Linked DNA regions of Mus musculus: region 1 is linked to region 2. Evidence: chromatin contacts called from ENCODE Hi-C or POLR2A ChIA-PET data. All regions are on one chromosome and are shown on one strand. Each heading gives the region's core, a stretch centred on a gene start or an enhancer-like site at or near the end of the contact. The rest is flanking DNA. Distances are from core to core; before and after follow the strand shown. Region 1 holds the start of Med9os (mediator complex subunit 9, opposite strand). Region 2 has its middle 21 kb from the start of 1810063I02Rik.

Region 1 (4,341 bases), core at 1,653-4,152, 48 kb after region 2:
CGCCACCACGCCCAGCTCCATTTTTCCTTTTTAAGATGAAATCCTAGGTGAATAATAATTAAGATGATGTTTTAGGAGCTTTGGCCGTTTTCTTTTTATATTTTACTTGAGATTTATTTTATGTATGGTGTGTGGGCGTTTTGCCTGCTTTGTGTCTCTGCATCATTTGTATGCCTGGTGACCATGGATGCCAGAAGAGGGCATCATATCTCTCAGACTAGAGTTACGCACAGTTGTGAGCTGCCTACATGGGTGCTGGACTCAAACCAACATCATCTGGAAAAGCAGCCAGTGTTCTTAACTGCGGAACCCAGAGCACATTTCAATCTGCTGTCAGCCTGGGTTTTCCACATCCAAGTAAAAATATCTTTTATATTATCTCACACATATCATGGTCCCAGGTATTTTATAGGCTTCTTAGTATGTTTGTATTCTATAAGGAGATCACAGACTGGATGATTGATAATGAACAGAGATTATTTACATACACAGTTGCTGATCTGAGAAGGTCATGATCAAGGGGCCATGTTTGGCAAGGGGCTTATGTTTCTGTCGTAATATGACAGCAGATGCTGTATAACTTGAGAGCAAGAGGAGGGAGACCTTGCTTTTATAGCAAACCTGTTCTCTTCATAGGAATTCATTCCTAAAGGAACATGAATCCATTCATGTTACTCAACTCATAAAGGGGCCACCCTCTTGACCCTGGAGTTGTTTCTTAAATACGAACTTTGGGGGCACATTCCCACTATAGAAAATTGTAAAAAACAAACAAACAAAAAAACCAAACCAAACCAAACCAAAAACACCTGCTCAGCGTTCCTCTTTTGCTATGGAGGTAGTCAGAGAGTAAAGTTACACAATGGTTTAAAGTCATATCATTCCCAGGAGGTGAAGCCTGGCTTGAAGGCAGGCAGACTACCTCGAGCCTGACCTCTCATCCACAGGCCTGATGGGACAGGGTACCCTGTGAAGCCATGGAAACCTGCCCAAGACACTATAGTGGCAGCTTAACTGGATGGAGACTCTGACTCTGCCTATACCTCAGTAGCACCCTCCTTTTCTGACTTAGATCAGAATGGCTGTACACACACACACACACGTATTTGCAATAATCAGCTTTAAGGAAGCCAGAACAGGGAGCAGTTTTCTGAAAGCTGTTTGCCGTGATGTGAAGTCAGCTCTATTCTTTGTCACTAATTATATTAACTATTTTTAGGGCAAACTGTCAATGCACCATACTTATTCATGCTTCCTACGTTATCAATTTGTTTTGTTTAGCCATATCTATTTATATCTCAAGAGCTTTTTAAAGAGATGCCCTCATTCTGCCAAAGATAGATTTGGGACTTGTAATTAAGTTATAAAACACATTAAGGGGGGAAAGATGATGTTTGGTTGCTATGAGGATAGTATCAATGGCTACTAGATGCTTTTTGAATTCTGAATAAAAGCTCACATTAACATTTTGAATCAAAAGTTACAGATCAGGGAGGAGCCTGGCATCACATACCTGTAGATTTTAGACATAGACTTGGTGTCAAGGAAGCTCTGTGGCTTTGTGATCCTGGGGCTGCTATTATAGCCCTGTAAACTTTTGTTTCTTTTTCTATAAAATGGAAAACTAAGATATACCTTCCAGAGTTTCTCGGTGGATTAAATGAGGGTTTTAATGGTTTCTCGTCACTTTCATTCCACAGTAGTAGTGATAGCTACTGTTTGCTAACACTGCCGTTTTACCATGCATTCTCCCAGATGTCTCCAGAGGTGTCTTCAAGTCTTTTCTGGCACACCTGGTTCCATCTTAGACCATTCTCTTCTCCCTTCTTCCTCAGGAATCATGGCCCTTCCCCTAAGGTGGAGAGGTCCTGGGTTAGAAGGAAATCCTACAGTTTCCTGCAGTGAGAAATGTTCTTCTAATCAGACACTTAGTTCCACAGGGGCCTGTATTCCCTAACTCCACTCCCCCCACCCACCTTTCCCTTTGGGTGATTAGCCCATTGAGTCATATTGAGAAGTTGTGTTCCCACTAATGGGATGAAATGCACCTAAGCCTGAGATGGAAGAAAGTGGCCATTTTGTTGAGTGTTTCTGCTATCTTATCTTGAGTTCTGGTGCACTCATTTTCAAGAAATAAATAAATCACCTTGTTTCACTTTGTTTCTGTCTTCTTTTGAGCAACACTGAGATTATTCTTTTCCTGACAGTGCCTCTGTTTAGAGAACTATCTGCAGCTCTGAAGAAAACAATTCTGAGACCTGTAGCTAAAAAACCTGAAAACACCATTGTGAAGTTCCACGTTCCTGCTTCTTTTTGTTTCTGAGATGTGGGCTCCTGGCCTCTCTTTACTGACATGGTTCCTGTCATCAAAGACAGATGTCCTCTCCCAGTTGACAGCTTCCCTAATCCCTGATTTTTGTTAGTCAGAATCAGAATTACTGCTACCCTTGTCCAGAAAATTTTTAATGGAGCCCATTTGCTTGAAATGAATAAATACAAGCCTATCGTAAAGTTCTCCTATTTGGTCCAAGATCTTAGTCTTATATACGTATGTAGTCTGGCACCTGCTAGATGCATACCAAATGCTTGAAGAACGATTAGTTTTCCCCTTGGCAGCCGTGTGGAACTAGTTTGTATGGCCTGTTTTGCTGTCGCCAGTCTGGGGCCCTCCTGGAGGCTAGCATGACACAAAGACGTGTAAGTCCTTGTCATCTGGATGCTCGCTGCCGCAGAGCCTCAGTTTCACACGGTGCTCACCAGCGTCATCCGTTCTTCCTGCCAGTCCCGGGGGTCCTCGTTGGTGTTTTGACCTCTCTCTGTCATGTGAACTAGAAAGATGACTGGAGTAGATTCCCTAATCCTGACTACTCAATTTAGCTTTCCCGACACCCGTCGCCTAGCAACGCCCGCCCGCCTACGCCCAGGGCGCAGACTCAGAGTTTTTTCCCGCCCGGCCTCCCCGGGCGCGCAGTTGTGACGCAAGCACCCAGCGCCCCTCGGCAGCTGCTGGACTCCTGGTGCTATGGCTTCCTCTGGGGTGGCGGGTGGGAGACAGGCCGAAGATACGCTACAGCCACCGCCCGAGCTGCTGCCGGAGTCCAAGCCGCCACCACCGCCTCAGCCTCTGCCGGTCGCTGCGCTCCCGCCGCCGGCGGCTCCGCGGCCTCAGTCCCCCGCTGGCGCGAAGGAGGAGAATTACTCCTTTTTGCCGTTGGTTCACAATGTCATCAAATGGTAAGGGTCTAGGAAAGGTTAAGACACCACTTTTTGCGACTCTAGTGTCCCTGGTTCCGAGCTGCCAAAGCCCGTGGGCTCTGGACCACGCCCCATTTTCCCAGAGGGCCCACGTTGTCAGGCGCCTTAAGAGTTACACTTTACTCCCGGGTGAAGCCCACGTACTGATCAAATGCATAGATAGGTTCTGCAGTGTCCCATCCCAGATCCTGCAGTGACTTGGGGATGGGTCTTAAGTCCTTACACATAGCCCGAAGGCAATTTTATACAGTTGTTTTAATTCGCCTGCGTTTTGACTGTTCGCATGAAGCCCAGAGCGGAATTTCTCACTTGTGGCATTATATGAGCCCCGAAAAGTGTTCGAATTTTGGTGGACCTCAGACGTTCAGACTCGAGATTCTCACCGTGTACACAGTTTAGTACCCATTTCAATGCGAGGCATCTTACCTGTGTGGGCTCTGTTAGGTACTAGGGTTGTACACCGTAAAGAAAGGAGCAGCCATTTACCCTTACAGGGCTTAACGGTTACAAGCAAAGAAAAACAAACAAACATTCTTAAAAGTGGAGAGATGGCGCACACCTTTAATCCCAGCACTTGGGAGGCAGAGGCAGGCGGATTTCTGAGTTCGAGGCCAGCCTGGTTTACAGAGTGAGTTCCAGGACAGCCAGGGCTATCCAGAGAAACCCTGTCTCCAAACAAACAAGTGGAGAGGGGAGAAGTGATGCTAGGAAACATTTGAAACGAAGACACAGAAGTTGCTCTGAATGATTGTGTCCCACTATTAACTTTATTCTAATAATTCTAATAGAATATACAAGGATGTATGGTCTTTTAGGCCCAAAGTCTCCAGTCTCCATGATGGCCTATGTTTTTGCTCACTCCATATACGCTTGGGTCATTTCCAAGAGGTACACTTTTTGGTGCAAGCATTCTCAAGTGTGCTTTGATAAACTTAGGTGACGCGGAACAGTTACTGCCTGGTGCCTCTTTGTGCAGTCAGGATTCTTAGCAACACTGGGAGTTGGACAGGTTGGTGGGTAAGAGCACTCGCGGTACAAACGGCACAAGGATCTGAGTTCCAATCCTCAGCGTCCACATAAAAAGCC
Region 2 (4,160 bases), core at 507-3,006:
GTGTATTTTCCAAAGAGCACACAAGAAGGTATAAGTCCAGGTGTTCAAATAAAGGCAAGAAAACAGACCAGAAAAGCTGAGGTGTCACAGTGGACCACAAGGTACGTGCAAGACAAAACAGTCTGTGTGTAGTCAAACCGGCCAGCTGAGCTCAGACCCAGGTAGAGTGTGTGGTGCTGAGCAAACATATGCCCATGGGATTCCCCAAGCTTTCTGAGGAAGCTGTTCAATGCGAGGCAGAACATAAGCACAGTAACAAGGCCTGGGGGGGCCCAGTGGGCCTCAGCTCACAGGCAGTAGGTGTGGGAGATGCCAGAGAGCCAGGGTCCCTACTCCCAGGACCCGTCAACCCATGTCTGCTGGGATACTCACCTTAGAACCAGATAACTCCAAGTGCTCAGGCACTTCCTGATTATCATGATTGTCTTTCAGCACACAGCAACCTGAGACCCAGAAGACATGCCGGGGTGTGATATTCCTAGTTAGGGGACCATGGGACATAAGTGCACGGAGTCAAATGCATAACCTGGGTTCCACTGTGACCTAGGCTTTCCACATGGGTCTGGCCCCCACACTGACCCCTGGGGTGCCACTGCTGCCCAGAAAAGCCCCTTGCCATCACCTGAAACTCCACCTTCAAGTAAAGAGAGAACAAGTCCCTTAGCAAGCTCAGCTTCAAGACGTTAAACAGTTCAACAGAGGCCTGGCAACCCTAGCCTGACATCCACACAGAACACAAACCAGGAGTCCAGACAGAAGCTTCTCCCAATAGCTACAACAGCAGTGCTCACCAGAGTGAGTGAATGAGAGAGAGAGAGAGAGAGAGAGAGAGAGACAGACAGACAGACAGACAGACAGACAGATCGTCCCACCATCCCCTGTGGGATGTGCAACTGGACAGACCTGGAGAAAGGAGAGAAAGCCCTCACTAAGGTTACAGCCTGGAGGATGGCTGAGGGGTGACTTGCAGGAGCTGTGCAGAATCACCACAGTAACAGAATTCAGGCTGATGGGAACCAGAGATCTAAATGAGCTTTCTTTGGGATGACGGGAATGTTCTGGAAATGGGTAGTGTGGTGGTGGTGGTGGTGGTGGTGGTGGTGGTGGTGGTGGTGGTATCTCTTCTCAACCTCAGTTTCAGTACCAGGGGGGTGGAGCCAGTGATTTTCCCAGGCTGTGAAGGAAACACCCACCCAGAGCCATCAGGCTGGGTTCCAGGGCCAGCAGAGGTGTCACTGGGCCATTCTCTGTGGACTGTCTGTCTGCAGCAGCTAGAAAATAAGGCCAGGGCACTGAATGGCGACCGCTGCCAGCCCAGCCAGGTTTAAAAATAGGATAGGGAAAAAAAAAATCAACTTCCTTGTGTTCACACACGACCTCAGGGGCATTGGTAGGAAAACAGTCAAAGCTGGGTGGGTGGCTGAGGCTGGAGGATGTTTGTGCTGGCATCACACTGTGGCTGTGCTGGGTTGTTCTTATAGCCACTCCCCGCCCAGCAGGGCAGCTGAGGACCCAGCCCAGAGCTGCCTCCACGGTGCCCTCCATGCTCCGCTCCGCTCAGCTCCAAGGACAATTTAGCAATCAGAACTTCAATTAACACTGCATCCTGAGGATGCAGCTTTCGGGAAAAGGCTGGGGCAGAGGAGGACAAAGAGGCTGGCAAGTTGGCAGCTGGGTGAAGCCACCTGGCTACATGACAGGGAACTGAAAGGACCCAGAGGCAGGGAAGGAGGGGGCAGGCTGCCATTTATGACACATGTGCCCATCCCTAAAGGGCTCTGGCCTGCACAGAGCCCCTCAAGCCTGCAGGAAATAACATCCCACTGTCATCGTCCCACGGGGAGATTGCAGAATTGCGTCCCTCACTGAACCTTCTCCAGTACCTCCTGTATGTTCCCGGTTGTCCCTAGAGGCTTTTGCCAGCTGCCAGAATGGTCCCTGGCAGAAGGACTGGTGCCTAGGAGCAGCTAGCTCTGGTAGCTGATGCCAATGGGCTGTTTCAGGTCTGCCCATGTCAGGCACAGTCTTTGAGGAGGACACTAATATCTAATTTAGAAAATGGCACAGGCTAGCCCTGCCAAAGATTCACCGGATGCCTGGTTTCTTGTATGTGGAGTTGAATTTCCCAGTGCCCAGTTTCAGGATGAAGAGTTTGAGGGGCTGAGAAGTCAGGAGACTTGCTCAGGGTTGGAAAGGTAGGAAGCATGTGTTTTGGAAATCCTGGGTTTGCTGGAACTTTCCACATTCACCATGGAGAGTTGCCACATCCCCTACCCCAGCCGCAGTAGCCCAGCATTAATGTGAGACCGGAGGAGTTCCCAGTGGGACTGATTTGGAGGAAAATGGACAGAGGCCACCCAGTGAAGGATCATGTCTACTTCCCTGTATCCCTTCTCCCTGCAACCTGCTTTGTGTTTACTTGGTTGGAAGGAGGACCTTGGGACTCTCAGGCAGCATGTAGGAATTGTGTCTGAGGAAGCGGAAGCCAGCCCCACACAGCAGGTCTGCTCAGACTTCCTTCTGTATAATGAAATGGTAAGAATCACAGCAGAGTGTGGAGTGGTTGCTCTGTTCTGGACACTTCTCAAGACCATTTGGGAAAGAAAGCTGAGAAGCAGATGGCCTGGGTTTGCTGGCAATGGAGGGGAGGCTGTGACCTGGGCCTCCTTCATGGTAGCTCAGGAAACACTGTGACATGTCTCTGTAGACATTTTAACTCCTGGGTCAACATTAGCCTGACTGCATCAGCCAGGACCAAAAAGAGCTTTGAGAAGTTATGTGAACCTGTCCTTGTCCTGGAGTGAGAATTTGGACAGCAGACAGAACACCCCAGAAAGCTCATTTTCTAGGCCTTTTTTCCTTCCTTCCTTCCTTCCTTTTTTTTTTTTTTTTTTTTTTTTTTTAAGATTTATTTATTTACTTATTATATGTAAGTACACTGTAGCTGTCTTCAGATACTCCAGAAGAGGGCATCAGATTTCATTACGGATGGTTGTGAGCCACCATGTGGTTGCTGGGATTTGAACTCCGGACCTTCGGAAGAGCAGTCGGCGCTCTTAACCACTGAGCCATCTCGCCAGCCCCTCCTTCCTTCTTTCATTCCTTCCTTCTTCTCTCCTTATTTCCCTCCTTCTTTCCCTCCCTCCCTCCCTCCCTCTTTTCCTTTCCTTCCTTTTTTATTTTTTTTGACAATGTCTCACTACATAACCTTAGCATGATCCTGAATTAACTAAGTAGCTCAGATTGTACTTGAACTTGTGAACTTTCTACCTCAGCCTCCAGAATTCCAGGATTACAGACCTGTGGTGTGCCACTATGCCTGCTCTGAGGCCCAAGTGACCTGCCCCATCTTTGCATGCATCCTTGTCAAGTCAATTGTAGGATTGACATAGGATTGTCCGTATCCGTCCACGGGGCCCATTTCTTCTTACTCTGGCACTTGGAGCTGTGGCATGGAGACAAAGACAAAGGATGCAGAGCCCTGGCCCAGGAAGCTCTTAAGCTCCTGTGGCCCCCAAGGACACAATGAGCCCCAGTAGAGCTGCCTTTTCTGGGAGTCTCGAAAGCCTGTGTTGCCTGACTAGCACCTGACCTGTACTAGTGACGTAATTTCTGACGGTGTCACAGAAGGTTTTGTGTCCAGACTCAGATCACAGCTAAAGCCAGACTTGCATATGTTTGGTGACCTTTGTGTCCTTGAGGACATGCTGTGCTGAGGGCCGGCTAGAGGAAGGATTACACAGCTCATGTGCTGTTGCCAAACACATCTTGGAGAAAAGAGAAAGTAAACTCTCAGGGCAGTCCGCCCTTCCCAAGCTCTGGTAAAAAAAAAAAAAAAAAAAAAAAAAAAAAGCTGTTCCTGAAATAGCTCCCTTACAGGGCCTGGTGGAAATGTCCAAGGGATGAGGAGACGTACTTCCTTGTCCCTGTGGAGAAAGACCCCAACCCCACCCTGTCAGACCTCTGTGGGCCCTCAGGGAAGTGGCTGGCCTGGTCTTCTGGGAACTGAGAGGGTCTTGTGCAAGAGGAAAGTACAGTTAATGTGAGTGTCAGAGCTCAGGAAAAATAAACCGTGCCAGGCCTTGTCACTACTCCTCACTGCCTCTGGCTGCCTGGCTACGAGATTCAGGAACCTAGGCCAGAAGGCTTTACCCCAGGGT

Evidence for each region. Hi-C counts contacts between places; a loop is a spot of excess contacts on that map. ChIA-PET counts read pairs that join two places held with the same protein, here RNA polymerase II (POLR2A).
Region 1: a loop to region 2 is called in a map of gastrocnemius, with 2.3 times the contacts of the local background. The contact joins the promoter of Med9os here to the enhancer-like site in region 2. A Hi-C loop is called at or near these places in 7 of 37 maps with a recorded cell type or tissue (T-helper 17 cell, gastrocnemius, heart and 2 more). POLR2A ChIA-PET finds 5 or more read pairs at or near these places in 4 of 5 experiments (Patski and embryonic stem cell).

Annotation. Positions count from the first base shown.
Region 1 is chr11:59,945,245-59,949,585 of GRCm38, forward strand. It overlaps Med9os (mediator complex subunit 9, opposite strand), which reads right to left and starts at 2,903. Exons shown (of 2, transcript NR_045273.1): 1 at 2,580-2,903; 2 at 1,648-1,852. Med9 (mediator complex subunit 9) reads left to right here and starts at 2,970. Exons shown (of 2, transcript NM_138675.3): 1 at 2,970-3,234. The coding sequence starts at 3,023.
Region 2 is chr11:59,898,575-59,902,734 of GRCm38, forward strand. No RefSeq gene overlaps it. Among named protein-coding and RNA genes, the nearest start is that of 1810063I02Rik, 21 kb to the right of the region's middle. Within about 2 kb of position 1,757, at least 3 of the 3 ENCODE cell types and tissues checked have a DNase peak (open chromatin) inside an H3K27ac peak, as active enhancers do; they include gastrocnemius, heart and left cerebral cortex, where a contact is called at or near this core.